Regions from separate parts of the Homo sapiens genome. Here region 2 is linked to region 1. A link is an interaction called in ENCODE POLR2A ChIA-PET data of the cell type or tissue named here. Cell type or tissue: A673. All regions are shown on one strand. Links, peaks and the distances in the headings refer to the core of each region. The heading gives the core; the rest is flanking DNA. Region 1 overlaps PTK6 (protein tyrosine kinase 6). Region 2 holds the start of KCNQ2 (potassium voltage-gated channel subfamily Q member 2).

The links. Peaks named below come from ENCODE experiments on the same cell type or tissue, not always from the same donor. Only the 100,000 strongest peaks of a DNase experiment are listed, where the experiment ranks them.
Region 2: POLR2A ChIA-PET joins it to region 1 with 5 read pairs; 14 of 35 experiments call an interaction of 5 or more read pairs at or near these places.

What each region holds. Positions count from the first base shown.
Region 1 is chr20:63,525,407-63,528,303 of GRCh38, forward strand. PTK6 (protein tyrosine kinase 6) reads right to left here. Exons shown (of 8, transcript NM_005975.4): 8 at 2,595-2,897. Among named protein-coding and RNA genes, the nearest start is that of PPDPF, 6.1 kb to the left of the region's middle. In A673, for the core only: no CTCF peak of the experiment used is centred there; no DNase peak of the experiment used is centred there; H3K27me3 peaks cover 679 bases.
Region 2 is chr20:63,471,121-63,474,017 of GRCh38, forward strand. It overlaps KCNQ2 (potassium voltage-gated channel subfamily Q member 2), which reads right to left and starts at 1,535. Exons shown (of 17, transcript NM_172107.4): 1 at 1,048-1,535. The coding sequence starts at 1,343. In A673, for the core only: no CTCF peak of the experiment used is centred there; a DNase peak (open chromatin) is centred at 1,611; H3K4me3 peaks cover 647 bases; H3K27me3 peaks cover 1,216 bases.

The DNA of each region.
Region 1 (2,897 bases), core at 235-2,734:
GTTCCCTTACAGATGAGTAAAGAATGTCAATTCCTGGCAGGTCCCAGAATCTTAAGATACCTTAGGGACCTCAAGAAGAGAGGAATTCCCCTAAATCTGTACTTATTGCAGGCAAAGTCTGATGGCAAGTCTTTGCGATGGCTTCCTAGCCTCAAGAGGCTTTTAAAAGCCCAATCTCAGATTCCTTATAAAAAGTTCCAGTAGGCCAGGCACAGTGGCTCACACCTGTAATCCCAGCACTTTGGGAGGCCACGGTGGGCAGATCACGAGGTCAGGGGATCGAGACCATCCTGGCTAACACGGTGAAACCCCGTCTCTACTAAAAATAAAAAAATTAGCCGGGCATGGTGGCGGGTGCCTGTAGTCCCAGCTATGCGGGAGGCTGAGGCAGAAGAATGGCATGAACCCGGGAGACGGAGCTTGCAGTGAGCCGAGATCGCGCCACTGCACTCCAGCCTGGGCGACAGAGCAAGACTCCGTCTCAGGAAAAAAAAAAAAAAAAGTTCCAGTAAAGCAAATTTTAAAAGAGCCCACGTGTCCAGGTGTACCTATAATCCCAGCACTTTGGGAGCCTGAGATGGGAGGTTTGCTTGAGCCCAGGAGTTCAGGACTGGCCTGGGCAACATAGTGGGGCTCCCTCTCTACTAAAATACAAATAAATTAGCCAGGTGTGGTGTCACATGCCTGTCGTCCCAGCTACTCTGGAGGGTGGGGCTGGAAGGTGGCTTGAGCCCAGGAGGTCAAGGCAGCAGTGAACCATGATGGTACCACTGCACTCCAGCCTCGGTGACAGGGTGAGGCCCTGTTGGAAAACAAAAATGAGGAAGAACCTATGTGGTTAATCACTATTCTTGTTCCACTTACATAAATAACCACACCAGGTTTAATGAGGCCAAACTTACTCTGCAATCAAATCAATCTTTTATTATCTTTGATAGAAATGTGTTAATTTGAAAACAATCCTACTTTTATTATCTTTGATAGAAATGCGTTAATTTGCAGCCGGTCACGGTGGCTCACACCTGTAATCCCAGCACTTTGGGAAGCCGAGGTGGGCGGATCACCTGAGGTCAGGAGTTCGAGACCAGCCTGGCCAACATGGCAAAACCCTATCTCTACTAAAAATACAAAAATTAGTCGGGCGTGGTAGCAGGCACCTGTAATCCCAGAGACTTGGGAGGCTGAGGCAGGAGAATCACTTGAACCCGAGAGGCAGAGGTTGCAGTGAGCCAATATTGCGCCATTGCACTCCAGCCTGGGCGACAGAGCGAGACTCCATCTCAAAAAAAAAAAGGAAGAAGGAAATTTGTTGGCTGGGTGCGGTGGCTCACACCTGTAATCCCAGCATTTTGGGAGGCCGAGGTGGGTGGATCACCTGAGGTCGGGAGTTCGAGACCAACCTGACCAACGTGAAGAAACCCCATCTCTACTGAAAGTACAAAAATTAGCTGGGCGTGGTGGCGCATGCCTGTAATCCCAGCTACTCGGGAGGCTGAGGCAGGAGAATCACTTGAACCCGGGAGGCAGAGGTTGCCGTGAGCCGAGATCAAGCCATTGCACTCCAGCCTGTGCAATAAGAGCGAAACTCTATCTCAAAAAAAAAAAAAGAAAAAGAAATTTGTTGACTGTAGAGAGAAAAATTATGTTTCAAAATAAAACTCGTGCCCCCACTATTAGACTCTAGCCCGGTTTGCTGTCTGGAGGTTTTGTCGCCCACCTGTGGTCCGGACCGGGTCCTGAACTTCAGTTTCCTCCAATATTTGCCTACAGCTCACCAAACCACTCTTTCCAATTTTTTCTTCCACCATTCCTCATGGAGTCACTGAAAATTAAAACTGCTCTTTTCCCAAAGCCCTGTAAGCTGAAGCTGCCCCACTTGATACAGACTTCAGAGAAATTTCCCCAGCAACTCTCGTACAGACGGCTTTCGTGCCCAGGCTGGGCGCAGCAGCTCAGGCCTGTAGTCCCGAGGCAGGAGGATTGCTAGAGCCCAGGAGTTCGAGACCAGCCTGGGCAACATAGCAAGACCCTGAATCTCCTAAAAAAAAAAAAATTTAAAATTAGCCAGGTGTGGTGGTGCATTCCTGTAGTCCCAACTATTCAGGAGGCTGAGGCGGGAGGATCACTTGAGCCTGGGAATTCAAGGCTGCAATGAGCTGTGGTCACGCCACTGCGCTCCAGCCTGGGTGACAGAGCAAGACCCTGTCTTCAAAAACAAAAACAGAAACAAAAAACGTTTTCTTACATCTGGAAAACAAAATATTAAAGAACCGTAATGCTTCAGACAAAAGTCATTAAACAGTAAACATCCTCGTCAGTTCATTCATTCCCATGTCATTAATTCTTGTTCTGGTTGATCCTGGGACAGAACTTTCATGGACCTGCCAGGTCCCTCCTTCGAGTTCTGGAAATTTGCACCCAATCCAAGGCTATGACCTGAACCAGAAACCTGTGCTCCAGAGCACCTGTCAGAATCCTTCCCAGGAATCTCTTTGAAGAATAAACAATTTGGGACTAGCTGATTGCAAAGCTTTCAGAAAAAATCAAAGTAAGATAATAACTGTGAATGACCGAAGACTTAAGATAGCCATGGCTCAGGATCTGATGAGAGTTTATTATATTCGTGACACGGTTGGCAAGGAAACTTGGTTATTTCTGTGGCATGCAGCATTTTAATGTAATAACCAAAATTATGACTGATAACATTGCACCAGATTTCTAGGAATAGCATGTGAGATAGGATATATATCATAGGATAACGTATCAGATTTCTAGGAATTTTATAGAGTTTCTGCAACATTCATATCAAAACCAAACCCGTAAATAGAACCTCCAGAAGACTTAGTGTGACTTACTATTTCACACGCTTTCCATCTCATGTAGCACATCGGATAAGC
Region 2 (2,897 bases), core at 124-2,623, 54 kb before region 1:
GCGCCCGACCAGCTTGTGACCAGTCTGCCCCTCACTCCCATCCCAAAATGCCTCTCACACAAAATGGCCGGTCCCGGAGCTCAGCGGGTCCCTTGTTCAGCTGGGATGGGAGAGCAAGCGCCCTGGCGCGGGGAGGCTGTGCACACCGGCCGCACAGGCCGCACACGCAGCGGGCCGTGCAATTCCACATGCGAACACCCAGGTGCACACGGACGCAGGCTTCGGCCGCCCCCCGCCAGCCCTGCCCCAGGAGGCAGCCGTTCCCTGAGCCTCGCCCGGGAAGAGGGGACAGCCCCTTCCAGGCCCAGGGCTGGGGGTCCCAGGTCTGCCGCAGCCCCTCCCCCGGGCCTCGCTCTGCCAAGGAGGGGTCCTGAGCCCGGGATGTGCACGGGGGCGGCCGGCGGCTGCAGAGATGGGACAGCGCAGGAGCTGAGCGCAGGAGCTGAGGGGGTTCGCGGGGCCAGGGAGGGGCGTCGGCGCCGAGGGGGCAGGACAGACAGCTGCGCTCAGCCCGGGCTGGGGTGGGGGGGTCATGGGAGGGCCCCTCCCCCATCTCAGGAACCCAGAAGCTCACCCTAGTCTGAGGGAGAGCGGCTCGGGAGGATGGCGGAGGACAGGCCAGACCCCTCCCCCCCGCCCTCGCTTGGTCGGGCGGCCCCAGCCCCGCGGGTCCCCGAGAGTCCCGGAGAGTCCAGACCCAGCGCTGCCGCCGTCCCTCCCCGGCCGGCCCTTTGTTCGGCGCAGAGGCCGCGGGGAGGGGCCTCCCAGGCTGAGGAGGGGGCTGGGGCGGCCGCACGTCTCTGTCCTGCGGGCCTGGAGCCCCCACCCCGACCTGAGCGGCCCCGACCCCGGAATCCTTCCTGCCCGCGCGCTGTACAATCGCTCTCCGGTCTCGGCCCAGCACTCCCGCCGGGGAGCGCCGGCCCCGGACCCAGACCCAGGGGCAGGGAGCCAAACCCGCCGCAGCCAGCCTGGCCGGGGTCGCCGATGGGGTCGCCGATGGGGGTCGCCATGGGGGTCGCCACGGGGGCCCCGCCGGCCACTCACACGTAGGCGTGGTAGATGAACGCCCAGCCGCGCGGCCGCTCCAGCACGTTGTAGAGGAAATTCTGCAGCTTGCGGTAGAAGGCGTTGCGCTTGGGGGGCTTCCCGGCGCCCGCGCCGCCCGCGCGAGGTTTGCTGAGGATGCTGCCGCGCTTGGGGGCCTCGGAGCCGGCGATCAGCAGCGCCCCGTCCCGGGTGGAGTCGGGCGCGCCGGGGTCCAGCCCCACGAAGCCCACCTTCAGCTTCTTCTCCCCGCTCGGGCCGGGGTATACGCCGCCGTTGCGCGACTTCTGCACCATGGTGCCTGGCGGGAGGCGCCCCGGGTCGGGCTCAGGCTCAGCGGGGGCGGAGCGCGGGGGGCGGCGCGGGCCCCAGCCCAGGCCCCCCGGCCGGGAGCCGCATGGCCGAGGCGGCGGTTCCGCACTCCTGCCGGGCTTGGGCCGCGCGCGGAGACGCTGCGGCCACCTCGCTCCGCGCGCACCTCGGCGCCTGGCCCGCGGCCGCGCCGGCTCCGCCCGCCGCCTCGCCCCGCCCCGCGTTAACCCCCGCGACGCCAGTCGAAGGAGAGGGGAGGAGAAGAGAGGGAGGGGAAGGGAGGGGAGAGGGAGGGACGGGGAGGGGAGGGGAGGGGGGAAGGAGAGGAGAGGGGAGGAGAGAAGAGGGAAAGGGAGGGGAGGGGAGGGAGAGGGGACGGGGAGAGGGGAGACAGGAGGGGAGGGGGAGGGGAGGAGAGGGGAATGGGAGGGGAGGAGAGTGGCGGGGACGGGGAGAGGGGAGACAGGAGTGGAGGGGGGAGACAGGAGTGGAGGGGGAGGGGAGGGGGGAGAGGAGGGGGAGTGGGGGAGGGGGAGGGGAGGGCAGGGGGAGAGGAGGGGGAGGCAGAAGGGACCAAGGCCCGCGGGACCAGAGCTCTGGGCTGAGCCTGCCCAATCCCCCGGCCATGTGCACACTGACCCTGCGGTCACCTTTGAGTCCGGTAGTACTAACCAAGTGGACCTGCCTGGTGGCCCCAGCGCTCCTGGGGTCCCAGAGCGGTGCCCAGCCGCCTGAGCAGGACTGGAGTCTTCTCAGCTGGGCCCTGGGAGTGGACGCCTCCGGGAAGGGATGGGGGTAGGGGCTCTCCCCAAGACTCTGTTAGGGCTCAGCCCATGGTGACCTCATGCTCTCGGTGTCAGGGTTGCCCAGGCAGTAGGACCCCCTAGACCCCAGGGTGTGTGCAGGGAGGGTCTGTGGAGGCTGGAGGCACCCTGCAAGGAAAGCAGCCCAGGGGAAAGGGGGTGGCCACAGAGGCCGGGAGGCAAGAAGAGGAGCAAGGGCCATGGGGTGGGGGATGGGAGAGAGTCACTCCTAGAGGGCCTTGAAGCCCCCCAAGGGGCCTGGACTTAGTTATGCAGACCCCAGAAGGGGCCTGTGGCAGGGGCAGGGACTGGAGGGTGGCCCCAGGGCAGCAGACAGGCCAGCAGGAAGCCCAGTGCCACACCTCGGGACAAAGGAGGCAGATCTGTGCCTCCTGGACACAGATGGGACGGTGTTTCCTTGGGGGCAAGTGCGCGGAGGTGGCCTCCCCCCTGCCGGCAGCCATGTGTCCTGGGAGGGGTCCCTCTGGAGCTGCTGCTGGGAGACCAAGGGACCCCTGCGGCTCAGTGCTGCCCGCCCTGTGAGGTGCCCCGCCACTGGGCCTTCCTCTGCACATCCAGGAGGGGTGTCATCTTCGAGTGCGTCTCTGACTACATCCAGCCTGTTTGCACGTTCGCCTGGCACCATGGGTTCTACCCAGAGAAAGGCCCTCTGCTGAATCGCTGGCGCCGTCCTCGCAGGTGACCTGCTCATAAAACAGCCCTAACCCTGGTGCA